Linked DNA regions of Mus musculus: regions 1, 2 and 4 are each linked to region 3. The links are chromatin loops, found by intact Hi-C in ENCODE. Cell type or tissue: left cerebral cortex. All regions are shown on one strand. Region 1 has its middle 140 kb from the start of Slc7a11. Region 2 overlaps Gm31415 (a long non-coding RNA gene). Region 3 holds the start of Pcdh18 (protocadherin 18). Region 4 has its middle 78 kb from the start of Gm20557.

Region 1 (8,000 bases), 540 kb before region 3:
TCACGCGTGGGAAGCATAGGTCTTACCTAGGTCACTATAACAGAGGGCTGAGCACTCACAGTCAATTTTCAGATGTGAGTTCCAACCCATAAGAAGAATTCTTTGATGATGGACTCAGCAGTGAGAGCACCGTGTGTGCAGTCAATCTTCCTCCCCGCCTTCAGCAAGGGATCTCTGGCTGTTTAGTAGCATTGCAGATAAATAGCCTTTAATGTGGCCAGCCTATTCTTTGCTCAGGATTTATGCACAATGGATGTGACATGCTGTCCTTGTGGAGCAAGCATTCTAAAGAGCTGACGTTCCTTTATACAAGTGATCAGGCAAGCATCGTACGCAGAGATATCACATCCTAAGGGTAATGTCTTCCAGGGGTCAACATTCACATAAACATGTTCAAGTACCAAGTGTTATTGTTTTGACTTTGTGACCAAAATAGACTGCTTACATTTCAGGTCATGTACCTAAAATATGTCCTAGATCTGGCTACTCAGACATTTCATGGAAGTGCTGATCTCTGTGTGAACGGAATACGACAGAATGCTAACAAAATGTAAAGGAACCAAAAGACTCTAGATCATGAAAATACATACAACAAACATGATTCCAGGAAGGGAAATGATCCCAGATTTGGGGTGCCTGATGCTGAGCTACTCTGATTCCAGGAGCCCCGAGAAAGGCCACTGTCTTTACTGAACAACAAATTGTACTTTAGGTTATCAATTAAATTTGGATCTTCGTTGGTTTCTAGATAGTTGAGTGCTGCAAATTTTTTCTGCCTTTAGGACTGAAATGGGTCTCTTAAGCAATTGGTAAAGTTGTCATCTGGGTCCCTGGGCCATGGAGCAGGCTATTATGATGAGAACTATTTCCATATTCTAAAGGCCTGAATCGAAAGCAAATCACACCTACAGGTGAATCTAAAACAAAAGCTGTTGCTTTGAGCTCACAAGATGCTGAGTTGCTGATTTGTCTCATTTTTCTATTTCCACCATGTAGAGAGTTTTCAGGCTTTTAGTGTTGGGGTAGAGCTCTAGAGGGAAACACTTGCCTAACACACGGGAAGCCCTGGATTTGACTTGCTGCTCCACAGTAAACAATCAAACACTAGATGATAAAAGAATCCGAAGGAGCTAGGAGGATGCAGGAAATACTGAACATTATAAAGCAGATCCCCCAGGTGTTCATTCAACAAACTCATACTCATTATCCACCAAGATCAAAGTTCATGTGGCAGCTGCCCGAGCTTTAGAACAATGAGAGTCAGGTTCACGGTAGAAGCAAGGAGCTGTGGTTAGATGTTTAAGGGTTTCACTGGCTGCAGTGGGCGTGTGACAGGAGAGTGGCAAGATAAGATAACAAATGTGGCAGTACTCCAAGTGAGAGTTCATTGTAGGGGTTCAGGGACAGGGAGGGCTGCGGGATATATAGGAGGGGGGATGGATGGAGTACAGATTACCTGGTGGTCACAGATTGATTGATGGTTGTCGGCAAGAAGCAATGGAAAAAGTAAAGTAGTGTGCCTGCATTTGTTAACTTGCTCAGCAAGATATATCTACAATCTCTCTATTATCTATCTATAATCTGTGTTTATATACCATCTATAATTTATCATCTATTAGCTATCTACATATGATCAGTCATCTATCATTTTCTATCTAAACTATATCATCTATCATGCATCTACTCATCTACATATCTATTTTCTATCATCTACCTATTATACATATATCACTTCTCTTTTAATCTGTCATCTATCATGTGTGTATGTATCTATCATCATGATCATTAACATCATCATTATCTATCTATCCACATCCATCTATCATCTATCTGTGTGCCTATCTATGTATCTATCTATGTATCCATGTATGTATTTATATCATCTATCTATCATCTATTAAATAAAAAACGAGAACCAATGTTCTTGGTCCTGTATTTAAGGAACGTGAAAGTTTCTGTGAGGATGTTGAGCAATCTTTCATGTAAGAGTGGAGGGTGGGGATGTTAAATGATGAAATGAATGTGGAGTTACTGGTCCATAAATGGGTTTACCAGGTACATTAATAAGTTATTGCAGTCTCTACACAGAAATAAATCTTGTGATGCAGAGCAAAGGCAGTTGATAGATCAGCCGGCTGCAGTGGGTCAGCCAACGTTCTTTAGGAAAGACACATGTAGAAAATATTCGCAGAACATAATGGGCTTAAAGACGAAACAAGGCCATTAGATCATTGGGAAGAGAGGCCCCTTGGTCTTTCAAACTTTATATGCCTCAGTACAGGGGGACACTAGGGCCAAGAAGTGGGAGTGGGTGGGTAGGGGAGTGGGTGGGTGGGGGAGGGTCTGGGGGACTTTTGGGATAGCATTTGAAATGTAAATGAAGAAAATACCTAATTAAAAAAAACGAATTAAAAAAAAAAGAAAGGAGAACACAGTTCAGGAGTTTTCATTTAATAGCTCAATTTATGGTAATCAAAACAAAACAAACAGAACATCTCACAAATCTCCAAACAACCCAAACTCAATTGTGCTAGGATGAGTCCCCTGCCTCCTAAAATCTCAGGTATTCAATCAGGTGAGTCAAATAACATGCAAATTATTTCTTGTTTTTCACGTTGACAATCTCCACTTCAGCCTCATGTCTACTTTTCTGTGTGTAATCTTCAGTACGGGAAAATTGCTTTGCTAACTGCCTCACCTGGGAATTTATTCCACCAGGATCCGGGGGGAAGGTGACAGTGGATTCCGTCTCCTGATATATCCCGTGGTGACTGGTTTTGTTTCATAGGAGACTTCATTTTCATTAAAATGCACTTTCATTCTTAAAGAAAAAAATGAATAAAATACAGGTACAGAGAGTTTAACATGTTGGTTTCTTGTTGAAATAAAGTCTTCGAAAGTTTAAATACAACCACTTTTTATTGATTGGCTTAAAAGTACACATCAAGACCATAAATAAGTCAAAAGCAGACACACATTTTTTTCCCTCAGAATAAAAATATGCATTTCCCAAACTAGACCACTTGGGGGCAGCATAGCGCAGAGCTAGCTTTTCACTCATCTCCCAGCGCAGTCTCCTTCAGTAATGCAAGTCCCCACAAAGCAAGAACTTAGGTCTTGCTATTCATGTCAGCAGAGTCTTTGTCAATTGTCATCCTATTTTTCTCTTTTTTTCGTGTTTCTTTATCCTGATCTTTTTTTTTTGGGGGGGGGGGAGGTTGGTTCTTCATGAGTTAAGAGTTTTCATACTTCTAGTAGGTTAATTAACACATTCAGAAATTAAGTCAAAGCTGGCCCAGTGCCCTTTCTTGCTCAACCACATGGGCATGCTTGGGTAACTGTAGTTATTTACATTTGGCATCCAACTGACTCCATGAGCTGCATTGCTTTCCCCCCTGTATGAGTATCCAGGCTATTAAATTAAACAGGTTAATGTTAGCTACAGCGTCTCACCCCCCACCATCCCCACAGCTATAGTAAATCTGCCACCTGTTTATTTCCATAAAAATTCAATTATAGCACCGGCAGTTATTCTTCTTATGTGAGCAATTAACTTCAAGCAGTTTCCAGCCAAAGAGAAAGGCCAGGCCAGCCGGCCCTTCCTTTCTTTGATTCCTTCAGCCCTTGGTTGCTTCTTTTGTTAGGTGACTGCGCAACCATCAAACCACTGAAAAATGAAACAAGCAAACTGGACTACCATGCACTCTTATGCCAACGAAGAAACAAAAACTGAAAAATCACTAACAGCTCTTTGCTTCCCCCTTGTCCTTTGAGTGCGGAAGCCGGGGAGGTGGAGGGCAGTGGGCAACTCGCTGGGGCACCAGGAGCACGGTTCTCCCTACCATACACCACCATGAAGAAGGGGTTGCTTTAAACACTGTTCTTCTTCCTTCTTTATCTCTGTAGAAAATGCAACCATGCAGGGAAACCTTGGCCAAATGCCACAGCGTCCTGGCTGAAGCAGCAACGCAATTACGGAAAGATAAAAAACCCACAACGGCCTGTGCATCTGAGCAGCTGAGAGAAAGAAGGTGGTGAGAGGCAGGTGCACGTCTTTGTTTCTGTGAGAGGAGTCGGTCTTTCGTTCCAAGCTTCCAGCTGCAAATGCCTGCGTTTTCCTTTTTAAGTGTTTCTCTTTTTCCTTCTTAAATGTCTACTTTCCCGACCATATTTCTTTCTCACAAACAGTCCATGAATAAAAAGAAAAGGGCTAATCGCAATCTGATTATTTCCTACCGGATCTAATTCCCCAGGGCTGGTTTGGGTTCTTCTTTCCCTTCATATGCGGGGGATATTGACTTTCTTTTGAAGAAGCAAAATTCTTAGTAAGTATTGCACACAATATTATTTATAAATATATAGATCATCTACTATTGTTACTTTGTTAAATGGACATGATAGGTAACTGTTCCTAAGTTCTTACTTTTTTTTTTTTTTTTTTTTTAGAAGATCATGCTTAACACAGAGACCTCACAGCTGGTCAACTTGCAGAGAACAGGAGAGAACTCAAATCCAAGTGGGATATCTCTATCACTCCTCTATTACCTATTCACGGCCCCCTTCTCCCACCCAAGGCTCAGAGATCACCACCGACGAAGGGACAGAGAGACAACACGCTCCAGGGTAGTGGACATCTACAGCCAACAGCAGGATGTGACGTGGTCCTTGCACAAAGGGACTCAGAGTGGCCTGGTAGTGACTGCTTAAGACTGGCATAAGAGCAAGTCAGCTAGAACCCCAGCATGGACTGTGGATAATTCATGAAGTCCACTCGTAGCTGAAGAGCTATTGGCAATTGCTGGTGTTTGGCAGAGCCAGAGTCAGTTATCTTCAGGAATATGATGCTAGAGAGGTTGTCCCGATTCCAGCAGCACTTCCTCCACCCATGCACACACATACAGGCAGTACTAAGTGGACCCAGGGTGATTTAAAACAAAGTGTGGCAAGTTAGGAGGAAAAACTGGTGGGTGGGTAAGGGGGGGGCCTGGAGGAGAGGGATTAGGGATAGAGTAGATCAAAATGTATGGAATTCTCAATAAAAATGTAATTTAACCAAAGAGCCAATTGGACTCATAAGATCATTAATTAAACCATTCCCCAGTTTCAGATTAAAATAAAATTTCCATATGCAAGCTAGTACTCAGTGCTCTCAATTTATTACTGACGAACTCAGAAAATCAGAGGAAAACCCACTGCCCACTAAGCTTTAGAGAGTGCTCAAGGCAGCTCTAGGCCCTAAAGCAAGGGCAGGCGGGTGGGCTGGGTGCAGGGGTTCTGGTTTCACTTCCAAATGGTCCCAAGCCTTGCTGGTCTCTGAGCATGGCTGTAGTGCTGGTGGGTATCCTGTCATGTGCCGGCCATTCTTAAAATACAGGGAGTAAATGAGTGTAAAAATAGTGCCATCCTTTCTTCCCGAGTGTGAAGGTGCCCTGTGTCTGCCCACCAGCACTCGGACGCCAATGGGGTAGAAAAGTGTATAAAGTGTTCTTTGAAGTCAGCCTGTCATGAGGAAAAGATACAGCCTAATTGAATTTAATCTTCTTTTAAATGGTTACTCAAAGGAGAGGCTCTGTTAGAAGTTCAGAAGGGCATGCATAAATCCTCCCAGGCAAGTGTCCCTACCATGGGCTAAAGTGTGGAGATGGGCAAAAGGGAGGGGACTCTGGAATCTGTGTTTCATCTTGATAGGGCTGATGAGGCTTTAATGAGGACTGACCAATGTTCTGGTGGCCCTAAGACCCACATCCTCTGCTGTCAAATGGACTCGCGTTCATGGTCTTGAACATTGTCTCTTTCCTATCTTCCAATGTCCTCACGAGCCCTATTGCTTTTCAGTTCAAAGGAGACATTAAAATGGGCTGTTTACTTTTCATCCTCGATCTTGGTCAGATGCCTAATTTCCGTAGCTTTCCCACCTCCTGAAGAGTTTCAGGCTTTCTGCTGTCTGCCAAAATGAAGCGAATGTACAGCGTGGTGCTTTGAAGTCTGATTTAAGGCAAAACTAAATGGCCCGTGTTTATCTGATCAATTAAAGGAGTCGCCTACATCCTAGGCCCCGATGCCTCTCATTTAGGCAACGTTCTATATGGTCCTCAGGAAATTAACAGCAGACACCCAGCTTGGGCAACAGGGATTATGAAACAAAGAAATTCAGACAAGTGTGGGAAAATGTAACCAGGCTCCAGGGTAAGCGCCAAGACTGACAAGACTCCGGCACCGACCGACTGAGGAATGCCTTGGTATAGAAATAAGTCGGCAGAAAAGCACGGGATACAATTGCCCAAAATAGAAGTTTGATTTAGAACATCCTTTATAGTGAATGATCTACTTGATCCAAGGCCTTTGCTATGATGGATGTTTTTAATTTTTGGAAACTCATCTTCCAGATTGGAATGTGCACAGTTCATGTTAACTATAGTTGGTTAAGGGAGTACTGTAAATAGCATCATGCTAAGCAGAACTTGATATAGAGATGAATTTGAAAGAACATCTATTAAAACTGGCCGTGTAGGGTGGGTGTGATGGCTCACTGGGGAGAGGTCACCAAATCTGCCTGATGACCTGGAGTCTAATCCCTGGAATTCACGTGTTAGAAGAGGAGATTCAATTCCTGCAAGCTGGTCTCTGGTCTCCAGTGCGCGCGTGCGCGCGCGCGCGCGCGCGCACGCACACACACACACACACACACACACACACACACACACACACACACACACACACACTTATAAATCAACATACAAAATAATTTCTGAACCCTTTCCTTGTTGTTTATAGTGTTTCCAGTCAAACTCATAAACACCTGTCAGTTTAAACGAGATAACAGAACCCTCAGAGTCTCTTCTATCCACAGGTTCCTTCTCTCTGGTAGCAGCTGAAATGCACTGTGTGCTGTGTGCTTTCCGCTGTAGCTCGTTCAGGGCCCACACACATGACTTGCTCCAGAGGGCAGCTGACTCTGTTTCCTGAGAAATCCCACGAGGTCTGCTGGTTGTCGGTTTAAGGGACTTACATTGCCCATCTGGCAGCAGCAGATTTGACTTCCATGGCTTGTGGAGAGTGGCAGTGTTTGCACGTTTGGCAGCCTTCACGGAGCTTGCCCTGGAAATTCACAGATCTGTCTTCAGCACTGCATCTTGGTAAGAAAACTATTACACAGTCATATCGTATTTAGTGGATTTCAGTTCGATCGGCCACTCAGACCCTTAGAAAATCACTTCCCTAGAGGTCCAAATTTCAAATACTTCTCTCTAGCTGTGACAGGAAAAATATGACCAAAAAAAAACAACCCTCACCTGTATGACCCATTGTCCCCAACAAAGTTGCTCTTTTCCCCCAATTTGATTTTATGCATCATTAATTTTATTCATCTATCTATCTCTATCAAGGTAGAGAATGCCTGTCTACTTACTCCAATGGTAATGACCTTTTAACATGATTTATTTACTATTCTATATTTCAGAGATAATGGGAACAGAGACTTCTGTGGATATCTGTAGAAGGAAAATTACATTTTCTTTGGTTAAATTATATATATATTTTAAAATCAAACTCTATCTATCTATCTATCTATCTATCTATCTATCTATATATCTATATATCTATATATCTATCTATATAATTACTAGAGGCTCAGATTAACAGATGTGTAGAGGGAGGGATGGAGGACCACAGATACTACACCTAAAAGAAAAGCAGTAAGTTCAGTGTCCTACATGCAACACAGGTACCCATAAATACGTTGGAATTTATGCTTTCTAGATCTGATGAACTATAGGAGAGCAGCTTTGCTTTAATGGCTTCTAACACAAAGCAATAAGAAAAGAAGTGTACTTATCTGATTAGATCAGTACCTATTATAGGTCTATATTTATTTAGGTATCACACCTGACCTATAACTGTGCCTGATTACGATTAATGTGTGTGAATGAAAGAAGATTTTTAAATGTTTAGAGAGATGTATTTTAATTGATTTGATCATTATGCATTATTTATTTATGTGG
Region 2 (8,000 bases), 660 kb after region 3:
AGAGCAGGTAAAAGAGAAAGGAGACTGTAAGTAGGCAGGGGTGACAATGTCTAGGACATGCCAGAGAACTGCAATTGGTGGTATGAGAGGTGAGGCCCCTGAGTGGCTACGGGGGTGACTCCAGCTAAAACTTTTGTCAGTGAAGAATATGATGCTGAAGTGGCTACTTCCTGTAGCCAGGCTGGACTCCCAGTAGAGATAAGGATAGCACCCCACCCACAAACCCTTAGAATCAAAATGTGTTCTTCCTAGAAGATGTGTAAGGACAAGGGTAGAGCAAGTCAGAAGGAATGGCAATGACTGGCTCAAATTGAGACCCATCCCATGTGAAAGAACCAAACCTTGACACAATTAATCATTGTCCATTACACTTGCAGACAGGGGCCTAGCATAACTGTCCTCTGAGAGGCTCTACCAGCAGCCCATAAGAAGAGATGCAGAGATCCCCAGCCAAACATTAGATGGAGTTAGAGGAGTCTTATGGAAAAGTTGGGAAAGGATAAAGGACCCAAAGAGGACAGAGACTTCACAGGAAGTCTAACAAAGTCAACTAACCTGTATTCTTGGGGATTCTCAGAGACTGAACCACTAACTCAATAGCTAGAATGGGCTAGATAGAGGTCCCCACATATATATAGCAGAGGTGAAGCTTGGTCTTCATGACGGTCCCCCAAAAATTAGACCTGGAACTATTCATTAATCTGTTCCCTGCCTTATGTTCCAGTTCCCCGGACTTGGCAACTTGTCTGGCCTCTTTGAGAGAGGATGTGCCTAATTCTATAGTGATTTGAGATATATAGTGGGGGTGATACCCAGGCAGGGGTTCCCCCTTCTCAGAGAAGGGGAGTGAGGAATGGGGAAAGGATCTATTTGAGAGGGTCCTGGTTGGAGTGGTGGAGGATATTGGGAGGTAAGTGAATAAATAATGTGATAATTAAAATTATTTTACTTTTAACTTTCATAAAATAATTAATAAACCAATTTTTACAGACCTCAGTATTATCTTCATTCATTCTGCTCTTTGTTCCCAACAGTGTGAATATGCAACATTTCTTATTCCAAAAAGATTAGCAATTACACAAAGATAGCAACTTACCTTCCTATTGTCTCAGTATTCCCCACAATCTTTTTCATCTTCTTAAAGAAAATCAAATAGCCATTTTGCAGCATCAAAGATTCCGTGAAGATATATACTCTATATAGTTTTAGCAATATCTAAACAGCATGAAGCTTTAATTCAATTTCTTACTTTAAGCATTCTACTGAATTAAAGAGAGGCATACAAATGTTATGTTTCAAAGGCATTATTTCTAGATGATTAATAAAAGAAAGATGTAAAAGAAATGCCAATCTAGCAGTTACCTGTAACCATGCAACGGCACGTGTAACAGCAGACTCCAGGGCAGGCATTCTGTAGAATGTTCACCGGGTGCACAATGCCTTTAATAGGTTTTCACGGTGTTTTATTGTTGATGTTGTTTTGCTTTTGTTGAAGTCTCACCCCATGAGCTCATAAGTACCCTTCTTATAGATCAGAGCTTCTCAAACATCTTCCACTTCTCATACCTTTAGCAAAGTAATTCCTGTGATCTTGAGTGCATAGTCCTGTAAAAAGAAAAGCCATATAAATGAGATCCTTACTAACAGTCATGACTAATCATAAAAGTAATTATAAACCATTATTTGTTATCTCCCTTTAATCTTCTGGTAAAAGCAATCTGTACATTCATGTAATAGACATAATTATTAAATTTTAAATGAAAGTTAATTTTGTGTAACTATTTGATACTTTGGGTTCTAGAGAGCTGTCAATATTTTGGGATAGATTGATATTTTGCTTTCATAACTGTCAATTCTGAGAATGCTGATTCTTATAAATACATGGTAAAAGTGGCTATGTTATTAGGGTGACTTCAGAAATTATAGCAAATGTTATCTTAATCCCAAGGCAAAATTCCATTTTAATTTTCTTAAGACGCTTAAGTCAGAAACTCAAACACCAAATTTTAATATCAAACATTCTGATACCACACAATTACAGCATACGGTAATCTGATATTTATATGTGGAGTAATAGTGTTTGAAAAATATTGTCTTTGTTTTCCACAATTAAACAGCTACAATCAGAAAATCGTATAGAGACACTGCGTTCTTGTCTTTGGATATTACAGCACTGGAGGATCAGTGACTGCAGTGTCGCTCATGGTGACTGGTGAAGTCCAGATGCAGTGCACTGCTGCAACTGCATCATGGGTAACCTCCGCCAGAAATTATGTATTTGAGCTTGAGTCTACTTTTGGTCTAGCAAAGAAAGGCTCCACCCAGAAGCCCATGGGAAGAGATGCAGAGACTCACACCCAAAGAGATTTTTACTTAATTGATCATAGGTGATCACGATAAATTCCCCTGCTACAGAAAAAAGCAAAACAAAACAAAATAAAGCAAACAAACAGAAAAGCAATGTACTGAGTCATTTAGCTTTGACATCTTCTACTTCAGGACCTGAAACTAGGTAACATGGTTGCTTAATGGTAATGCCTCTGTAAGGTTTTAGGTCAGTTTGGCATGAAGAATGTTGGACTATATGTTTCAAGGGTCTGGACATAGTCTGCTTGAGCATAGACTGCTTTGATCCTTTAAAAAATCATTCAACATTGAAGAATATTCCTCATTTTCCTTTACCTATAACTATATCACTATCGTGGTACATTAATGATGTATCGAACCACCTAGGTGTACAGAATTCCATACGTTGGTATATGTCCTATTCTTAGCAGATAGCTTATCAGAGACTCTAGCTCTACTAACCAAAGGAATATTTAATCACAGATTCTGTATTATTCTACATTAGTAACTCCATGATAAATATCTAGTGGTACATTGCCAAGTAGCACAGAACCTGGTGAGAACTTTGCCCTAGCCTGAGAGGCTATATGCCCAAAACTGATCAACATCTAGTTTGCTCTATTTGAGCATGAGAAGTATTTGGTTTGAAATTTCCACAATAGAGCATGACTTGTTTTCACTGAGAATTCTGAGTAGGAGAGGGGCATCCATTTTGATGTATATTCAGTTAAATCTCATAGATACTGCAGTCTCCCAGACAAGGTTGTGTTTTCTTTGTCAGCATCAAGATTTAAGCCTGAGTGAAGAATGACTTTTTTCTGTGAGTCATATTCTCAGGATGTATAGCAACTTGATTACATGTGAGAATGCCCGTGGGAGCTGAACACTGGGAGATTATGAATCAGCGTGTATCCTGCATTCCAGACAAGTTCCTTCTGAATGACAGCACTGGCATTTATCTGTCTTTTCATCCTGAAATGTTTAAAAAAAAAATCAATGAAATATTTGTTGTCTTGAATTAAACATCGTCTATCATAAATAATTCTGGCAGAATTACAAATACCAGATGCATGTAGGAAACAGTGTAGCACACATAGTGTTGGTCAGAGACAGAGAGAAAATCAGAGGAAGGAAAGATCTTCCACGTACACGTAAAAAATGGACCTTTTTATTTCCTTTATCTGTTGGCTCTACCTAAGCACTTACGTTTTGCTTCTTAAAACACGTATGCAAATGAGACAAAATTTTTAAAGAAGGGTTTCTCTGAGCTCCCTGCACAGTGGCTGCTGCATTTACTGGCTGCAGAGTATCTATCTGCTTTAGGTTTAGTTTGCTGCAATCAGGCTGACTGAAAAAGTGATGTGCAGAGCCCTCTAGAGACTGGATCGCAGAACTGCATGTATTGCTGTGCTTCGGTGCCGTCCTTTAATTGAATTATTCGGGGAGCTATAACACAGCTGTAAAGAGAACAAGGTACTATTCTATTCCTGGTGATGTGCTTAGAATCAGTGTTCTCAGAAGCCTGATGTTTTTGGCTATTTTCCTCTTAATGAGTTAATTAAGGTAAAATATGTTTTGCATTTGCACTACTGCAAAAACAATGATTAAACAACAGCTGTTCAGGCCAAAAATATAAATTATCAATGTGTACAGAATATTTACCTTGAAAAAAATAGAGTGGGGGTTTACCTTCTTCCAAGGCATACATTACGTCTTGTTTAAAATATAGCTGGTGTTACACTAAGATTCTTCTTTTTAAATTTAAATTTAATTTCTCCTTTTCAAACCTTTGACTGTGGCTGCAGCCTCCTTTAAATGTTCATTAATAATCATATGAAAATGCGCTAAAATCCATAGAGTATCCTTTGCAATGTTATAAGCATATGTTACAACCATATTTGTATCATTTGTACTATTTTGTGCCTGGTACAATAAAGTTATGAATTTCCAATATTTGCTGCTACAATGAAAGAGATAATTTAAACAATTATGCTTTCTTAAATACCACTATGACCACAGTCTGACCAACTTGTGTACATGCATGAACTCGTCCTTGGTAATTACGTTCTCTAAACAAAGATAATGTAAGTGTGTAGGATTGTGTGGGGATATAGGTGTATGTGTGGACATATACATGCATATACGTACAGAAAGACATAATGCAGGCTGAAAAGAAGTAATTTATGATGGATGTTATGGGGTTCATAAGTTCAGAATATTCCAGAGAGACTGAAAGGATGAAGACATCAGGGAATACTTAATGCTGAGGCTCTAGTCAAAGCGCTAAGGTACCTTTTAAAGTCCTCAATCAATTAGACTAAGTGCATCCTCATGTTAGGAGGTAATATGTCTTATTTCATGTTTACCCCTCTGAGAGGCACACTTGGTCTACGTGTGTAGCTCAGGGGTAGAAGATTTGTTTATACAAGGCCCACAAAGGATCAGGGTTTGATCCCTACCACAGTAAAATTAATTAATAAAGGATGCCTTCACAGCAATATTAAGATTGGGATTGACCATTAAGTGAGTGTCATAGCACACACAAGTACACACATCAAATTTACCATTACAGTAAATGGTTTACAGTGTTACATAATTCACTACTTTTTGATGAAACAAACCAAACAAACAAAAACCCAAAAGCACATAAAACATAAATATAAGTATAAAGACAACAGTAGTAATTATGTAGAAATTAGGATTTTGTTATTTTTATTGTAAAATGTACCTAAATACTGCAAGAGTAAATTGTAATGAAACACTTGTCAAATGACTGTCGTAATCTAATTTCAGTATTGTGCAATGTCCAGTCTCTTTAGTGAAGATATTCTCCTACCATTCATTTCAGGTTAAAGAATAAATCTGAACTTGAAATTTTAAGTAATATTAAAGTATCAATTATTGACTTAAAATGTCTTGATATATATATATATACATATATATATACATATATATATGTATGTATATATATGATGACAAAGGAATTTGTAAATTTGTAATAGAACTATGTCAATATAGAAAGACCAAATCAAAACGATAGATCAGTTCTGAATATCAAAATAAAAATTAATGGAATGGTCAGTCAACTTTCTCCCTTAGCTCTTAGTCCTGTGAGGAATAAATGTCATAAATTTAATTAGATTGTGTGCCTTTCTAGAATGGCTGCTAGTTATGGCAAAGAGTAATCAATAGTAAGTTAATATACTTGGCAATGCCCATGCCATGCATGGTAAACTGAATGAAAGAGAAAGTATCACAAGCCAAATTTAGACCTAGTGACCTCATGATGAGATTCACTTCTAGCATCTTCTGGATGAAAGAATGAAAAACATAGGCAGTGACAGATATTTGTTGTATTTTAAGTTGGCACATTAAGTTTATGACTCCTGACTTGGCCACCCCTTCCCAGCAAAGATTCTCAAATATCTTACATTAGTAGCTTACATCTGATTTACACATGGCTGATTGAAACAGCAATAAAAAAAAAGAAAGCAAGAAGAATTTTATGTTAGCCAGATGATTCATATGTCACAGATTTCTATAATCAAGGTTCTCATATACTCATGTGTGTCACCTGAGTTTCATATATATGGAATCTCAAAATATGTACCATTTTAATATAACTTCTGCTACTACTCCTTCTTCTTCTACTACTACTACTACTGTTAACACTGTTTTGAAGATTCCCCAAAATTCTCCATCAGAAATTTGTACTTTGTATAAGTCTATTTACTTTTTTTTTAATGTTACATTTTACTTACAAAAGAAAACACATGTGTGTTTATGCAGAACTGTATACACATCACTATAAGTGCCTAGGGAGTCCAGAAGACTGTTATTTTAACAAAATAATCTCAGATGTTCGATTTTGCCAATAAAGATTCAGGAGCCAGATACTGAAGAGAAAGCCGGCTAGTTTCAGAGCCGCAGAGAAAGCACCACTGACCTTCTGCCATAGCATCTATCTCCAAAAGGAAGCACTCCTCCACTCAGTCTCAAAAACACTTCAAACTGAATGTCCCTCCCTTCTACTTTCTGTTTTTCTCTCTATCCTTCCTCCCAACCTTCTCTTACTCTCTATGTTTTTTTCCTACATTCTCTCCCTGTCAACTGCTTGCTTGCCCTGTCTCTTGAACTATTGTTGACTTTTTAAAATCCTGTTTAGAATAAACAGAAATCTCTTGGATTAAAGGTGTCTGCTAAGGCAGTGGAGCACCACAACTAGAAACGGGTTCTTCCAATAAGTTACTCAATTTCGGGGTTCACACTATGATCAAATACTCTGCAAAATCAAACCCTGTGGAATTTCAAGGAGAGAGATTTACAGTGAGCTATGATCCACCCAACTTGGGTGTTAGGAATAAAACTCAGATTTTTCTATAAGAGCAGTATGTACTCTTAAACCTTATCTCTTCAACTCCTCCTGCTATATTTTTAATCAAGTAAAAAACAGCCTTGTACAGAGATAGGATGGCTGAAGTCTGAGAATTTTCCTCATTGGAGTTTTGAACTTCTATAAATAGTCTCTAAAACATTATTTTAGTTCCTTAAAAGCACACTACAAAGGGTGAGTATATGGGAGATAGTATATACAGCTAGCCAGAGAAATGGTATAATTCACTATTTATAACTAATAATTTTAAAATATATTATTTCTGAATATAGTATGAGATCTCTATGTATCTTCTTCTCACTTGATTTCTCTAATTCTTTTTTATACTTTTAAAGTCGTAGGTATCCAGCATGTTTTAAAGACTTGTGGTAATAATTTAAGTATTTATATAATGATATATTATCATATAGTCAGAAAGACCTAATTACAGGGTCGTAAACCCCTTCAGCTCCTTGGGTGCTTTCTCTAGCTTCCCCATTGGGGGCTCTGTGTTCCATCTTATAGATGACTGTGAGCATCCACTTCTGTATTTGCCAGTGGGAGTGGATGGGTAGGGGAGCAGGGCGGAGGGAGGGTTAGGAAACTTCCGGGATAGCATTTGAAATGTATATAAAGAAAATATCTAATAAAAGTAAATTAAATATATATATATATATAAAAATGTTTGACCTTTACAAAAACATTAAAAAAAGAAAAGAAAGACCTAATTATTACTGTCCCCTCCAGATTTCCTTATCTTTCTTGTTGCTTATTCTCTTTACTGCTACATTACCTACCTGTCTTCTTTTCTGGCTTTCAAAAATTCCATAATTTTGAAATTATGGTCATAATTCTGGAGAATGAAAATATATCTGAATCAGAGGAAACTCAGATCCCCTCTTAGGGTTCCTGTCTCATTAATTTATTTAAGAATGGACTCAAATGGAACTGTAGGTCAACTGTAGTAGAGTTTAAAGTGAAGAAGCACAGGGCCAGTAGGTTGCGAGAAGAAAAAGAAATCCTTCTGTGTAAGTTGTCATGGAGTTCAGACATGTGCATGACGGACAAGCAATCCTATGGTGGAGATGGAGGCTTTATAGAAGAGTATCAAAGAGTATAGAAGCCCAAAGTATCAGGAAAAAAAGGCACATTTAGGATCTGGACAGAATCCAAAAGAAGGAGATACAGAAATCAGGAAGGGTGAGTCTCATAGATCACAGAAAAATGGGTCGATGGCCAAGCTTCTCACAGTAGTTTAGCTCACAGGGAAAGGGACAGGATC
Region 3 (8,000 bases):
CCGACCCACCACATCATTTACCTACAGACATGTCATCATACACGAACCCATTTTCCTATGCCTGTAGATGGATAAATGAGAGAGAGAGAGAGAGAGGGAGAGAGAGAGAGAGAGAAGGGGAGGGGAGGGGAGAGGAGGAGAGGGGAGGGGAGGGGAGGGAGGGGAGGGAGGGGAGGGGAATCATGGAAAAAAGTATGCCCAACAGACTAGACCCAGTCAACTTCAAATCCAGAGGCACAGGACCACTTTGTTCACATATCTGACCTCACTTACATGGGCACAGTAGTCAAGCAATGAAAACACTCCTCTTCCTAATCAAAAAAGCTGCCACATCAAGGTGATGGACTTTTAGGAATATGCTATTTGCTTTCTTCTACTGGCTGCCTAAGAAGTTCTTGGAGAAGGCCATGTACTTGTTCCCACATTTGTGAAAGTCTAAAGAAATAAGTTGTATCAGGCCAAGGTCAAGAGACCAGGTTAAAAAATAATAATAAAAAAAAAAACCCTCATCTCTCTCAGGTGTGGTCTGAGAGATAGGAATTTGTTTGTTTGCTTGTTTGTTTGTGTTTTTGTACTTTCTTTGTAGTTGTAAGAAATAATTGTTAGAATTAATGAAACATATAAAAGAGATATATTATTGTTTCCTTTTATAGCTCTTACTGAATGGTGATTTGCAATGCAGACGAAGCTGGCTTTGAACTCATAGAGTTCCACTTGCCTCCCAAGTGCTTAGATTAAAGGGGTGAGGTATCATGTCCCCATAGATTCTATCCCAGACCAAGTAGCTATGTAAACCACTCAGGAAGACATTAGCCTCTGCTCTAAGTGTAAAGAGATTGCAAGCATCCGCGAGATGATTCCAAGATTGCTAGAGTCATAAGCACAGAAACACATTCTGAATGGCCACATCTCACCTGTCAATTTATGGTGAATACCTTGGAAGATGAAGTCATTTTCATAATATTTATGGGCAAGCACACTGCCTGGAGGAAGAGAAAGATTTGCTAAAGCATGGTGCTCTAAGCAAATGTAAGACGCATCCCATAAATGAAGATGACCAAGCCAAGGCATGCGTTGTGGCAGTATGCTTATCACATTCACAGATGAAAGTCCTCAAACTGATAGACTTAGATGTCTTTGGAATTCTCTCCCTAATTTTGAATAGTCACTAACTCCTTTTTTTGTTCCTTTGGCTTTTACAGAGAGGCTCTCTAAAGCCCGAACTGACATAATTATTGGCTCAGATTGTTAGCGACATAGGCCAGATGGCTGTGAGTTTCTAAAGTCCCAGTTGCTTATGGTAGTTTTCTGAGTTTGTCTATAGGGTTTGGGGATCAGCAATTTGAAAGGGTTGCAAACTTGTAAAATGGTGTTATTGGGGGGGCAGAGTGTTCATCAGAGTGACATAGCACTAAACACATTCATAGCAGACATCCTAGTCTGCACAATTTGACACACAGCACTGGTTTCTGGGGGTGGGAATGGGGGTGAGACAATGGCTCATAAAATGTTTTTGAATGCTTAGAATGAAGGAGAGTTTGTATTGGGGCTCTTCTCTGGTTTCTTCTTGGGGGAGTACCTTCTCTGTGACTATAGCTGAGTTCTGCTGAGAGTAAGCAAAGTGGAAAAATCAGAAAATTACTTTTTAAAAAAATGTGTTTCTGGGGGGCAAAATAGGAGAAAAATAAATGTCAAATAAGTTACATGGAGATTCTGTGAAGCACAGAATTTGCAAGTAGCTGAAGACAGCTGAGGGATAATGCAAAGGGGGGGTGGGGAGGGTGAGCAAGAATGGAGCCAGAGTGATAAACTTAAAAGGAGCCGCAGAGCAGAAGGAGCATCATAAATAATCATATTTCCCAATAAGAATACCATATCAACCCCGTGACCTGGATACAGCACCAACCTCCTGAGATATTTCCAGCACTCTGATGCACACAAAATGCAATTTTCAGCTCAGGCATTTTATTTCTCAGTGTAAACAACCTTTGGGTTTTTAAAATACATATCTGGAAACTGTTTTCATAAATAATGTATGTATTATAAAAATTTGACTTGTAAACTATTGAGTCCATGTCTCCTCAGAACTCATTGTGAAAACTCACTATGGGTAGATAGTACTCTATTGGAAGAATTCGCTAGGCGAAGGCTACCAATTTTACCCAAGCTATCAATTTTGCCCAAAATAAATAGGATTTTTTTAAGTGCAAGGCTATATATATATATATATATATATATATATATATGGAACAATTTTGCTCAAGCTAAAGAAAGGGCTGAAATAAGGTAGAATTTTTTTGCTAATTAGTTCCAAACTCTGAGGTGTTCCTTTAAATCTTGCTAATTAAGAGAAATCGGGAGTGCAAGATAGGCCCCTTTCTTATCTTCAAAGAGTAAAGATGAAAGAAAGCAGAAAATGAAACCTCTCCACTTGGGCTGTTCTTTAAAACAGAGCTCCAAGAAAATCGGCTTGCTGCTCCTTGGAGGAGAAAAGACCCGCCGAGGGGGAGGGGGTGTGTGCATAATTAGAAGCAAGTTTCCCCATTTTATTAAATTCCTCCACCGACAAAATTCACTTGGAGGTATTTTAAGTGAAACCAGCAGTTAAGGAACCCTGAAAAAAGCAAGATGATTACATGTTTGTAGCAGAAGAAAAGATCAATTAAGAAAACAAGAACTATTTAATGTGCCATATATAAATACAGGCGACCAGAAGTTGATTTAAAGTTTTTTTCTTCCTTTCTTTTTCCTTCCCTCCCGGTCTCCCCACCCCCACACCGCTCTCCTGCTGTAATTTGTCTCCCCTTTGTCGCGGCACGCTTGGAGAAAGTGGATGGAGATGGAGGAGGGGCGGGAGGGCTGAACCCCACCCCCGGCCGCGCTCCCGCGCCCCTAGCGGGTCCCCAACCCGCGCCCGCCACCCTCCCGCTCCCACCCTCCACGCGCGCCCTCCCTCGCTCCGGTGACTCCAGCAGCTTCGGATTTGGAAGCTCGCTGATTGGCTGGAAGCGATTCAACACACGCCAGGCAAAGAGCTTTGTCTGAGTTGAAGTGAAGTTGTAGAGATTTTCAGACTGGAGTCAGCAATCACCGGTGTTTAGTCTGCAGCGGAGCAGAGAAAAGGAAAGGGGGGAAAATCAAGAATCGCCCGGGAAACACAGACTGCAGACTCCGCCAGCACCCTGCAATAGATGGGGACGGAGTCCACGCGGGGAGCCAGGCCGAGGTGACACGCTGCTCCCAGCCAGGAGGACCAGCGGCCACCCCTACCAGGAAGGGACTTCACGCTCCTATCTGGAAGTCGCCAAACGGTGTGTATGAAAACTGAAGTTTGCGAGCTGTTTAATTGCTGTGTGATTAAGAGTCGCTTTCAAGACTCTGAGACCCGATGTGGCTTAGAGCTCTGAGTGGCTGGGAGGAAGTTGAAGGGATTGCTGGGCTCTTCTAACTCGCCCTGAGAAGGGAATCTAGCAACTGACCAATGCACCAAATGAATACTAAAATGCACTTTAGATTTGCACTTGCACTTCTGATGGCGTTTTTCAGCCACGATGTCCTGGCTAAGAATCTGAAATACAGGATTTATGAGGAGCAGAGGGTCGGATCGGTAATTGCTAGACTATCAGAAGATGTGGCTGATGTTTTATTGAAGCTACCAAATCCTTCTGCTGTTCGTTTTCGAGCCATGCCACGGGGGAATTCTCCTCTCCTGGTCGTAAATGAGAATACCGGAGAAATCAGCATAGGGGCTAAAATTGACCGCGAGCAACTATGCCAAAAAAACTTGAACTGTTCGATAGAGTTTGATGTGCTCACTCTGCCGACCGAGCATCTGCAGCTGTTCCACATTGAAGTGGACGTGCTGGACATTAATGACAATTCCCCCCAATTCTCGAGACCCGTCATTCCCATTGAGATATCGGAGAGCGCAGCAGTTGGGACTCGTATCCCCCTGGACAGTGCGTTCGACCCAGATGTTGGGGAAAATTCCCTCCACACCTACTCGCTCTCTGCTAATGATTATTTTAATATCGAAGTGCGAACCAGGACAGACGGGGCCAAGTACGCTGAACTCATAGTGGTGAAAGAGTTGGATCGGGAGCTGAAGGCTAGCTACGAGCTTCAGCTCACCGCCTCCGACATGGGAGTGCCTCAGAGGTCTGGCTCCTCCATCCTGAAAATCAGCATTTCGGATTCCAACGACAACAGCCCGGCCTTTGAGCAGCCTTCTTACACAATACAACTCTTAGAAAACTCCCCAGTTGGAACCTTGCTCCTTGATCTAAATGCCACCGATCCAGATGAGGGCGCTAATGGGAGAATTGTGTATTCTTTCAGCAGTCATGTGTCTCCCAAAATTATAGAGACTTTTAAGATCGACTCAGAAAAAGGCCACTTGACTCTTTTCAAGCCAGTGGATTATGAAATCACCAAGTCCTATGAGATAGACGTTCAAGCCCAAGATTTGGGTCCCAATTCCATTCCTGCTCATTGCAAAATTATAATTAAGGTTGTGGATGTCAATGACAATAAACCTGAAATTAGCATAAATCTCATGTCCCCTGGAAAAGAAGAAGTATCTTATGTCTTTGAAGGGGATCCCATTGATACATTCGTTGCTATCGTCAGGGTTCAAGACAAGGATTCTGGGCTGAATGGGGAAATAATCTGTAAGCTTCATGGGCATGGACATTTTAAACTTCAGAAGACATATGAAAATAACTACTTGATCTTGACCAATGCCACTCTGGATAGAGAAAAGAGATCTGAGTATAGTTTGACTGTGATTGCTGAGGACAAGGGAACACCAAGCCTCTCCTCAGTGAGACATTTTACTGTTCAAATCAATGACATAAATGACAATCCACCTCGCTTCCAGAGGAGCCGATATGAATTTGTCATCTCAGAGAATAATTCACCAGGGGCGTATATCACCACAGTTACAGCCACTGATCCAGATCTTGGTGAAAACGGACATGTGACATACACCATTTTGGAGAGTTTTGTCTTGGGAAGTTCCATCACCACGTATGTAACCATTGACCCCTCTAATGGCGCCATCTATGCCCTCAGGATCTTTGATCATGAAGAAGTGAGTCAGATCACTTTTGTGGTGGAAGCCAGGGATGGAGGGAGTCAGAAGCAACTCTCCAGCAACACCACCGTTGTGCTGACCATCATTGATGAGAATGACAATGTCCCTGTGGTTATAGGGCCTGCAATGCACAATAATACTGCAGAAATATCCATCCCCAAAGGAGCTGAAAGTGGTTTTCATGTCACAAGAATAAGGGTGGTCGACAGGGACTCTGGTGCCAATGCTGAATTCAGCTGCTCCATAGTATCTGGTAATGAGGAAAACATCTTTATCATGGACCCTAGGTCATGTGACATTCATACCAACGTCAGCATGGAATCCATTCCCTCTGCGGAATGGGCACTCTCAGTTATCATCCAGGACAAGGGCAGTCCTCCTCTGCACACCAAAGTCCTTCTGAGGTGCATGGTCTTTGACTATGCAGAATCTGTGACAAGCACAGCCATGACCTCTGTCAGCCGCGCATCCTTGGATGTGTCCATGATCATAATTATTTCCTTGGGAGCAATTTGTGCTGTGTTGCTGGTTATTATGGTCCTGTTTGCAACGAGGTGTAATAGAGAAAAGAAAGACACCAGATCCTACAACTGCAGGGTGGCAGAATCCACGTACCAGCATCATCCTAAAAGGCCATCCAGGCAGATTCACAAAGGAGACATCACACTGGTACCCACCATCAATGGCACTCTGCCCATCAGATCTCACCACAGATCCTCCCCATCTTCATCCCCAACCTTGGAGAGGGGACAAATGGGCAGCCGCCAGAGTCACAACAGTCACCAGTCACTCAACAGTTTGGTGACCATCTCATCAAACCACGTGCCAGAGAATTTTTCATTAGAACTCACCCACGCCACTCCTGCTGTTGAGGTAAGATCAGACACTACAGGGCCTGGTCAAGCCAGATGCTGATGCTCAGAGGCTGCACAGTCATCACACCTTTAAGGTTGTCGTTGATAGATGACAGTAGGCAGTTCCACTAGAACTCAAGCCACAGGGTGGACCTATCTCAAGTACACCGTCTGGCTTATTTCTATTTTTATAAATAATTCACTTGCGGGTGTTAGGTGTGATGTCTCACACGGGGCTGTTAATCAGAGTCCCTGCACTTCTCAGAGTAAGATGCTGAGACAGGAAAAAATAAAACCTAAAGGGACCCAGCTATTCTCATTGTTAAAATTTCTCCTGAGAAATCAACACCCTGGCTCTTGAGAATCTCACTCCAATTGCATGCTGTCTTTGGAAAACTTTGTGCAGTTTTCTGGCTTTCTGGCATTGTCTCATTATCTGAACTAACAGTGTATTTTACTGAGTTTTTATTTTATTTTATTTATTTATTTTTACAGTTTTATCTAAACTGTAAAGGAAGGCAGTTATTTAAAAGTCTTTCAAGCAGGAACAACTCACTTGTGTTTTGAGAGCAGCCAGATCTCTCTGTAATGGATCTTAACTGGGTTTGGTGTCTGGCTGTGCCCTCTTCATGGTCTAGCATAAGTAAACCCCTGACAGATAGAAAGTGTGAGCTTAGCATTCCCTTTTCTTCCTTAATGCACGTGAATGCGTGAGGAGTGTTTTTTTCTGTTTCCCCCAGAAGTCAGTTCTGTCTCTTTGGTTTCCAGCAGGTCTCGCAGCTTCTCTCCATGCTTCACCAGGGGCAATATCAGCCACGGCCAAGTTTTCGAGGAAACAAATATTCCAGGAGCTATAGGTATGAATTACCCTGGTGTCAGCTGCTAAGTCTCGGGGAACTTAAATGCCGAAGAGTAAAAAACTGTGTGTTTCTTTCACTGATCTTTCTAGATATGCCCTTCAAGACATGGATAAATTTAGCCTGAAAGACAGTGGCCGTGGAGATAGCGAAGCAGGAGATAGCGATTATGATTTGGGGCGCGATTCTCCGATAGACAGGCTCCTGGGAGAAGGATTCAGTGACCTCTTCCTCACGGACGGGAGAATTCCAGCAGGTAAGAGGGCCGTGATAGCTAAATCTTTATTTTCACAGCTACCACAGAGCCAGGATGACGAACAGCTTCTCCCATGCTTCTGTTTCTGCTGTCCTTTTCCTTTACACTGGAAATAGGTGGGATCTCTGCACTATTAGCAGTGGACAAGCGTGAGACATTTAATTTTTTTTTTTCTTCTCAAAATCCACAATAAGCAGTTGGTAGAGAAGGAATGAATGTGAAGGCTTAATAGGAGAAGGAAGGGGAGAGAGCACTGAAAGAAGACCAAGCCCCGCCCCCCTCCCTCTTTCTTATCCAGCCAGTGCCATTGGGCGCTCCTAAGCAACTCCAGAAAATTGCTAGGTGCCTGTTTGTATTCAGACAGCCTGTTCGGTGGATAGTGGTGAACTGGACTATAATTTGGAGGATGCATTTCCTGTGATGGGAACCAACTCACAAAATCAAGAGCCTAAAATACACTGGAAAGGGTATATTTTAAGCACTAAAAATAGGCAAAGGAATGTACCTTTGGAGGTGGTGTGCAGAGCGTATTTCATGCCCCCTCTCATTTTGAGTCGGTACAGCAATAGAGGAGGGAAACACACCCAGAGGGGGATTTATAAAGCACACAGCCAGGTGGAGGAAATTCTATTAAGTTTCGAATCAATTTTTTCCTTAGTGACTCTTGCCTCTAATTGTGCCCTAGGAACTTGGATCCAACTGAGCAAATGCTGAGAAGATCAGTAGCTGCCCTGTTGCTAGGGGCTGTAGAAAGAAATCAACACTTAGGAGTACTGAAGTCTGCCTCTGACTGTCCACACGTCTTAATTCACTGATTGTCAACCCAATGACTGCCATTCGCAATACACGTAGGAAAAAGGAACAAAACTTTACTAGTGTCTGTATTTATTTATTTACTTGTAAAGATGAAGAAACTAGGATAGAAAACATGAGAGAAT
Region 4 (8,000 bases), 490 kb after region 3:
ATGTGGTTTTTGTCTTTGAGTTTGTTTATATAATGGATTACATTGATGGATTTTCGTATATTAAACCATCCCTGCATCCCTGGAATAAAACCTACTTGGTCAGGATGGATGATTGCTTTAATGTGTTCTTGGATTCGGTTAGCGAGAATTTTATTGAGGATTTTTGCATCGATATTCATAAGAGAAATTGGTCTGAAGTTCTCTATCTTTGTTGGGTCTTTCTTTGGTTTAGGTATCAGAGTAATAGTGGCTTCATAAAATGAGTTGGGTAGAGTACCTTCTACTTCTATTTTGTGAAATCGTTTTTGCAGAACTGGAATTAGATCTTCTTTGAAGGTCTGATAGAACTCTGCACTAAACCCATCTGGTCCTGGGCTTTTTTTGGTTGGGAGACTATTAATAACTGCTTCTATTTCTTTAGGTGATATGGGACTGTTTAGATGATCAACTTGATCCTGATTCAACTTTGGTACCTGGTATCTGTCCAGAAATTTGTCCATTTCGTCCAGGTTTTCCAGTTTTGTTGAGTATAGCCTTTTGTAGAAGGATCTGATGGTGTTTAGGATTCCTTCAGGATCTGTTGTTATGTCTCCCTTTTCATTTCTGATTTTGTTAATTAGGATTTTGTTCCTATGCCCTTTAGTGAGTCTAGCTAAGGGTTTATCTATCTTGTTGATTTTCTCAAAGAACCAACTCCTCGTTTGGTTAATTCTTTGAATAGTTCTTCTTGTTTCCATTTGGTTGATTTCACCCCTGAGTTTGATTATTTCCTGCCGTCTACTCCTCTTGGGTGAATTTGCTTCCTTTTTTCTAGGGCTTTTAGGTGTGTTGTCAAGCTGCTAGTATGTGCTGTCTCCCGTTTCTTCTTGGAGGCACTCAGAGCTATGAGTTTCCCTCTTAGAAATGCTTTCATTGTGTCCCATAGGTTTGGGTACGTTGTGGCTTCATTTTCATTAAACTCTAAAAAGTCTTTAATTTCTTCTTGGCCAAGGTATCATTGTGAAGAGTGTTATTCATTTTCCACGGGAATGTTGTCTTTCCATTATTTATGTTGTTATTGAAGATCAGTCTTAAGCCATGGTGGTCTGATAGGATACATGGGACAATTTCAATATTTTTGTATCTATTGAGGCCTGTTTTGTGACCAATTATATGGTCAATTTTGGAGAAGGTCCCGTGAGGTACTGAGAAGAAGGTATATCCTTTTGTTTTAGGATAAAATGTTCTGTAGATATCTGTCAGGTCCATTTGTTTCATAACTTCTGTTAGTTTCACTGTGTCCCTGTTTAGTTTCTGTTTCCACGATCTGTCCTTTGAAGAAAGTGGTGTGTTGAAGTCTCCCACTATTATTGTGTGAGGTGCAATGTATGCTTTGAGCTTTACTAAAGTGTCTCTAATGAATGTGGCTGCCCTTGCATTTGGTGCGTAGATATTCAGAATTGAGAGTTCCTCTTGGAGGATTTTACCTTTGATGAGTATGAAGTGTCCCTCCTTGTCTTTTTTGATAACTTTGCGTTGGAAGTCGATTTTATCCGATATTAAAGTGGCTACTCCAGCTTGTTTCTTCAGTCCATTTGCTTCGAAAATTGTTTTCCAGCCTTTCACTCTGAGGTAGTGTCTGTCTTTTTCCCTGAGATGGGTTTCCTGTAAGCAGCAGAATGTTGGGTCCTGTTTGTGTAGCCAGTCTGTTAGTCTATGTCTTTTTATTGGGGAATTGAGTCCATTGATATTAAGAGATATTAAGGAAAAGTAATTGTTGCTTCCTTTTATTTTTGTTGTTAGAGTTGGCATTCTGTTCTTGTGGCTGTCTTCTTTTTGGTTTGTTGAATGATTACTTTCTTGGTTGTTCTAGGGCGTGATTTCCTTCCTTGTATTGCTTCTTTTCTGTTATTATCCTTTGAAGGGCTGGATTCGTGGAAAGATATTGTGTGAATTTGTTTTTGTCGTGGAATACTTTGGTTTCTCCATCTATGGTAATTGAGAGTTTGGCCGGGTATAGTAGCCTGGGCTGGCAATTGTGTTTTCTTAGTGTCTGTATAACATCTGTCCAGGCTCTTCTGGCTTTCATAGTCTCTGGTGAAAAGTCTGGTGTAATTCTGATAGGCCTTCCTTTATATATTACTTGACCTTTCTCCCTTACTGCTTTTAATATTCTATCTTTATTTAGTGCATTTGTTATTCTGATTATTATGTGTCGGGAGGAATTTCTTTTCTGGTCCAGTCTATTTGGAGTTCTGTATGCTTCTTGTATGATCATGGGCATCTCTTTTTTTATGTTTGGGAAGTTTTCTTCTATTATTTTGTTGAAGATATTAGCTGGCCCTTTAAGTTGAAAATCTTCATTCTCATCAATTCCTATTATCCGTAGGTTTGGTCTTCTCATTGTGTCCTGCATTACCTGGATGTTTTGAGTTAGGATCCTTTTGCATTTTGTATTTTCTTTGACTTTTGTGTCGATGTTCTCTATGGAATCTTCTGCACCTGAGATTCTCTCTTCCATTTCTTGTATTCTGTTGCTGATGCTCGCATCTATGGTTCCAGATCTCTTTCCTAGGGTTTCTATCTCCAGCATTGTCTCGCTTTGGGTTTTCTTTATTGTGTCTACTTCCCCTTTTAGTTCTAGTATGGTTTTGTTCATTTCCATCACCTGTTTGGATGTGTTTTCCTGTTTTTCTTTAATGATTTCTACCTGTTTGGCTGTGTTTTCCTGCTTTTCTTTAAGGTCCTGTAACTCTTTAGCAGTGCTCTCCTGTAATTCTTTAAGTGACTTATGAAAGTCCTTCTTGATGTCCTCTATCATCATCATGAGAAATGTTTTTAAATCTGGGTCTAGATTTTCGGTTGTGTTGGGGTGCCCAGGACTAGGTGGGGTGGGAGTGCTGCGTTCTGATGATGGTGAGTGGTCTTGATTTCTGTTAGTAGGATTCTTACGTTTGCCTTTCGCCATCTGGTACTCTCTGAAGCTAGCTGTTTTAGTTGTCACTGTTAAGAGCTTGTTCTTCAGGTGACTCTGTTAGCCTCTATAAGCAGACCTGGAGGGTAGCACTCTCCTTAGTTTCAGTGGGCAGAGTATTCTCTGCAGGCAAGCTCTCTTCTTGCAGGGCAGGTACCCAGATATCTGGTGTTCGAACCAGACTCCTGGCAGAAGTTGTGTTCCACTCACTAGAGGTCTTAGGATCTCGTGTGGAATCCTGTGTGGGCCCTTGCAGGTGTCAGGCGACTCCGCTGGCAAGGTAGCCCGGGGCTTGAGTCGAGCGGAAGGGACTTGTGCCCCAGATCCGGCCCGGGTAGCCTGCTTCCCTATGTACTGCAGTCTCAGGTTCCGTGCGCGATTGGATTGAGGCAGGCGCTGTGTTCCACTCACCAGAGGTCTTAGGATCCCGTGGGGAGTCCCGTGTGGGCCCTTGCGGGTGTTGGGCCAACATATTCTTAACATATGTCAAGGTACATAAACTTTACTTCTCAATGGACAATGTAACAATGTATGAGCAGTACTATAATATATGAATAATATTAAATCATGAAGTTTGACACAAAGTACTTTAATTGCACATCCTAATAATAAGCCTAATTTATTTTGCTATTTTAGTTTATAATGAATTTTGTGGAAATTACATATTTTAATCAATTAATCATCAAACACATGCGGAGCTTTCCTTTTTACTAACTTTAAAAACTGACTTGCACGTGAACTGTTTTTCTTCAGGAATGAACTAATTGTTTAATGATTGTGAAATATGACCCAAATACTTGCAGTGCCTTATTGAAACTCTGTTTAATATGGTAATAAACACAGATGTTACATCTCTCGTTTGGAAACTGGGCACAAGATCTATTTACTTCTAAAGGCATCACCCACTAGATAACAAAAGGTATTTCTTTTCAGTTCCCACAAACCCAAGCCTTAGAACACTGTACAGTCATTGGAAAGCCCATAGGTAGTCCTTAAAGGCAGTCTATTCAATTCGATATTTCCCTAGATCCTGTCTCACTTGCCCACTTCATCTCCCTCTGCTGGTTCTTGTCAGTACTAACAGGCCTGGATGCTCATTTTAATTAATCTACTTAGCCTGTATTTTCTCTGTACACTGTCAAAGTTTGGAAATTAAAACTAAAAAATAAAAATTCTGTGTGAAATCTTAATCTTCTTCACTGAAATAATGTTTATCATCATGTGATGGCGCCTTTTGCTTTATCAGTTTGGAATTCTTGACCAAAAATTCCACACAGGCAGATGAAGAGATTGCTATGTTCCTCAGACATTCAAGTGCTGGTGGACTGTATACAGGTGTGTTTTCATATAGTGCCCCAGCCACTCCTCACTTGCTTGATCAAGACTTAAAGTCTAGTTATGAACCTAAAAGAGTAGTGAGATACCCATAAGAGTAACTTCCACAGAATGCTGTTATGTTAGTGTCTAGATCCCCTATATATTTTTCTATTCTTTCTTTGAAAAGCTAAAAAGTATGGTTTGCTACCGAGTGCAACTTTGCACGTGCCTTGTTCATGGATTACAGATGTAAAGGCCTCTGAACACATTCCGTGACAGGTACTTGTGATGATTAATAGTGAGTATGATAACATATCTTTCAATTGCAACTTTGGAAATGTTGGAGGCCTTTATTTCAGCAGCATTCTACACAGTCACAAATGTGCAGTAGACACAGTTCTCATTTTCTAGTGCTTATTAAGCAAGAAGCATAAAGCAAAATAATGATTTTTCATTATCATGATCTATGCTGATGGGATGCTAAATTTTTAAATGGAGACTCAACACCAAAATCATATATCTTTTTACTAATGCCACATTTTATGATATTTCTTTAATAATTATATGAAGGAGAAAAATGAAACTGTCTTATAATTAAGTGTAAATATATTGGCAACAATAATATTTGGCTGGTACAACAATCTAACATGTTTTCCTTTCATACTGTTCATAGTTGAATTCAAATTCTACCTATTGCGCTACAAACAACATTAAATTAAAATAACAATGGGAATCAATAAATATGTCTGTGGAACTGATGACTTCTAGGTCTTAAGCATCTTCATTCATAAAAGAATAATTTTGGGCTCCTAGGTCTAAAACAGCTAGCATGTGTGCATTTTCTTCTACCAGTCAGAGTGTAGCTTCTCCTGATTGGTGGATTCCTTGCCAGGGTTTCGTGGTCTCTTGTCACCTTGTAGCCACGGTGAGTATAAACTAAATCCATGTATACCACTCCCTGGTCCCATCATCAATGGATCCCATGACATCATAAAATCTCTTTGTGTTATCAAGGAACAGAGGACTTCAAAGTTTTTGTGATTCGTAAGACAGTAAGCACAAGTACACCAGTTGCTGTATAGGGAACTGCACATTTAGGGAAAGGCATCCATTCAACAGGAAAGACTGAATTAAGCTATTTCATAAATGAAGTTAACCTGGACTCATTCAGCTCATGTCTGTTAACAAGAGGTAAATTATCCTGCGTAACAGGTATTTCTATGGACCAGTGATGTCAATGCATTAAATAGAAAGTGAAAATCATTAAGTAAAATCAGTAGGATGGATGGAACACACACACACACACACACACATATATGCAAATGTAGAAAAATATCCCATTCAAATAATAAAGTTCCTAGAAATACCGACCAAGGAGGTAAAAAAATGTTTATAATGAAAACATTAAGAAAGACCCACCAAAAGATGGTAGGACCTTCAGCACTCATGACAAACAGAAATAAAAAATATGAAAATTGACTGTTACTAAAAGTAGTCTTCAGAAGGAAGTTAATCACCATCAAATCTCTAAAGACATTCTTCATAGAGGTAGAGAAAGCATTCCTAAAGAGATACACAAATTATCTGAAAAGACAAAGTAATTCTAAGCAGTAAAAATGATCTGGAAATATCAGTAAAATTTAACTCAAATAAATACTATACACTCATAGTGACAACAGCAGCAATGACATTGTTGTGCCAGGGATAGGTCATTCATGTTGAGCAATGGAACAGGATATAGAGCCCTCCCTTCCTTCTTCCCTCCCCGTCTCTCTTTCCCCTTTAAAAACTATAACTGTCTCAGGTCACTTTGCGCTTTCTATAAGTATATGGGCACGGACAAACTGCAGGTGCCCACAAACTCAAAGAAAAGTTTCTCTCCATGCTCTTCTAGCCATCGACTGCTCTCAGCCCCTTTGCTAGTGGCAGAGTCCCTGGGTCCTGTCAGTGATTCATGCTGGAACCCTAAAAAGATTTTGGAGAGTAAAGGAGTGTCATGAACCATTTCAGTGGAATGAAGGAAATGAAAAGCCTATCATCAGGATGTAGGCAGGTGGGTGGGGGAGCAATGGGAAAAAGGAGCAAAAATATAAAGTATTTAAGAAAACATCATAGCTAACCCTAATATTGTGTTTGCCATCTTAAGAACTAGTGATTAGAAAATAACAGTAAGTGTAACCACATAGAGTACCATGTTTAGAATCACAGATAGGAGGGGTTCAGTGGCAGGTATACTTCCTGTGCTCTTGGGCCAAGGAGTCAAATATGCTAGCAAGATCCAGGCCAACAGGGATTCTCCCTCATAGAAAGGCTTCTGAGACATGAAATGCACACTTCCCTGCCATCTCACCTTGATAGGCATGTGTAACCACATATGCATTGTACATAAAAGTGCATATACATGAAAGGGCACAAAAACACAAAGATACACAAACAATTCAATGGATGAATAAATTAATATATATTTAACTTGAAAATGTTGTCTTATGTAGTTATTTGTGAAACTAAAGTAATAGAGATTAGCTTGTATATATGGAACATGCCTGGAACGATAAGACACCAACTTTTGATTATTTTTATAAATTGGATAAAAGGGTATATTGAATTTCTTACTAGGCTTACAATATGATTATGTAAATTCCTCCAGCAAAAGTCAGATAAAGTACACAGTTTTTGTCCTTTTCATTGTTCAGTTGCTGCTGTGATCGATGCATGCAGCCAAGTTCCTTCCTAGACAAGCACTTTTGTTACCATCATGCTCAGTCCTTCACATATCGCGTCTGCTCTCTGCCAAGTCCCACCCCCCTCCCAAGGTCATTTAAAGCTGTGTAAACTTCTCCCTAGTAGGACAGATTACTTTCCCTTCAAAGTATAAAGTCATACGCTAGCATCTGCTTCTCTGTATGCATATTTCTATGAAAATACAATGTCATTGTTGCAATATGTGCCCATAACTCACACTACATGTGTTCTTCGAAACAGAAAACAGTCTTGCATTCATGTCCAGCTTTGTTCCACCAAGTCCAGTTCTAACTGGGATTGGGAAGCACAATGCTTTACCAAGCTTGCCTGGCTCAATCCCCGGTGTCAGATGATATAATGATTTTGAATTATTTCAGCATTTTCACACTCCTGTGGTTTTATGACAAGTTGTAAGTATAAAAATTTGGCAAAGAAAAAGAATTGAAATACCTATGTATCTGAATCAAATTTGAAATTCATTTTGTTTTGAGTGAAAATTAGCTATCCTCCATCAGTGTATAATTGTTCTGAATAACCCTTAATATGGCCACTGTCAGCATTAGATTCTCTCACTGGTGCAGGGAAAGAGCCCACTGTGAGTAATAGCCATTGAACAATGGTATCGTGTTCCCTTCTGAAAATAGGGAAATATATCAATGTAAAGTCACAAAATATTTCCCAATAGCAATTATAACAAAAACTCTTTAATTATTTAAAGGATATAAAACCATAAAGCAATAGTAGTATTTATTAAATCATTCATGCACCACAATTATAATTAATGTAAATGTATTTGCCATTCTTATGTGATAATAATAAGGCACTGAACATATTCAGAAATGCAATTGTCACATATATTTCATCATGATAAATTTTGAGATAATTTAAAATCTTTAAAACTCAAATGAATGAAATAAATGGCTAATACAGATAACTCAGGTCTACTCTTAGAAATCAGTTAATGAAAATGTATGAGAGTGCTAGTTAA

What was found. Hi-C counts contacts between places; a loop is a spot of excess contacts. Peaks named below come from ENCODE experiments on the same cell type or tissue, not always from the same donor. Only the 100,000 strongest peaks of a DNase experiment are listed, where the experiment ranks them.
Region 1: it touches region 3 in a loop (5-fold over the local background); 3 of 42 quality-filtered maps call a loop at or near these places.
Region 2: a loop joins it to region 3, with 4 times the contacts of the local background. A loop is called at or near these places in 4 of 42 quality-filtered maps.
Region 4: it touches region 3 in a loop (3-fold over the local background); 2 of 42 quality-filtered maps call a loop at or near these places.

The regions. Positions count from the first base shown.
Region 1 is chr3:50,296,159-50,304,158 of GRCm38, reverse strand. No RefSeq gene overlaps it. Among named protein-coding and RNA genes, the nearest start is that of Slc7a11, 140 kb to the left of the region's middle. In left cerebral cortex, a CTCF peak has its summit at 3,020 (motif pointing right); DNase peaks (open chromatin) are centred at 3,039 and 3,900.
Region 2 is chr3:49,089,718-49,097,717 of GRCm38, reverse strand. It overlaps Gm31415 (a long non-coding RNA gene), which reads right to left. Exons shown (of 3, transcript XR_867196.2): 3 at 1,363-1,605. Among named protein-coding and RNA genes, the nearest start is that of Gm31415, 31 kb to the right of the region's middle. In left cerebral cortex, a CTCF peak has its summit at 3,723; DNase peaks (open chromatin) are centred at 3,222 and 3,672; H3K4me3 peaks cover 456 bases.
Region 3 is chr3:49,752,346-49,760,345 of GRCm38, reverse strand. It overlaps Pcdh18 (protocadherin 18), which reads left to right and starts at 3,030. Exons shown (of 4, transcript NM_130448.3): 1 at 3,030-5,968; 2 at 6,721-6,806; 3 at 6,899-7,062. The coding sequence starts at 3,482. In left cerebral cortex, CTCF peaks have their summits at 2,821 and 4,303 (motif pointing right); DNase peaks (open chromatin) are centred at 4,252, 6,821, 6,971, 7,434 and 2 more places; H3K4me3 peaks cover 3,498 bases; H3K27ac peaks cover 1,597 bases.
Region 4 is chr3:49,262,258-49,270,257 of GRCm38, reverse strand. No RefSeq gene overlaps it. Among named protein-coding and RNA genes, the nearest start is that of Gm20557, 78 kb to the left of the region's middle. In left cerebral cortex, a CTCF peak has its summit at 4,027 (motif pointing left); a DNase peak (open chromatin) is centred at 4,017.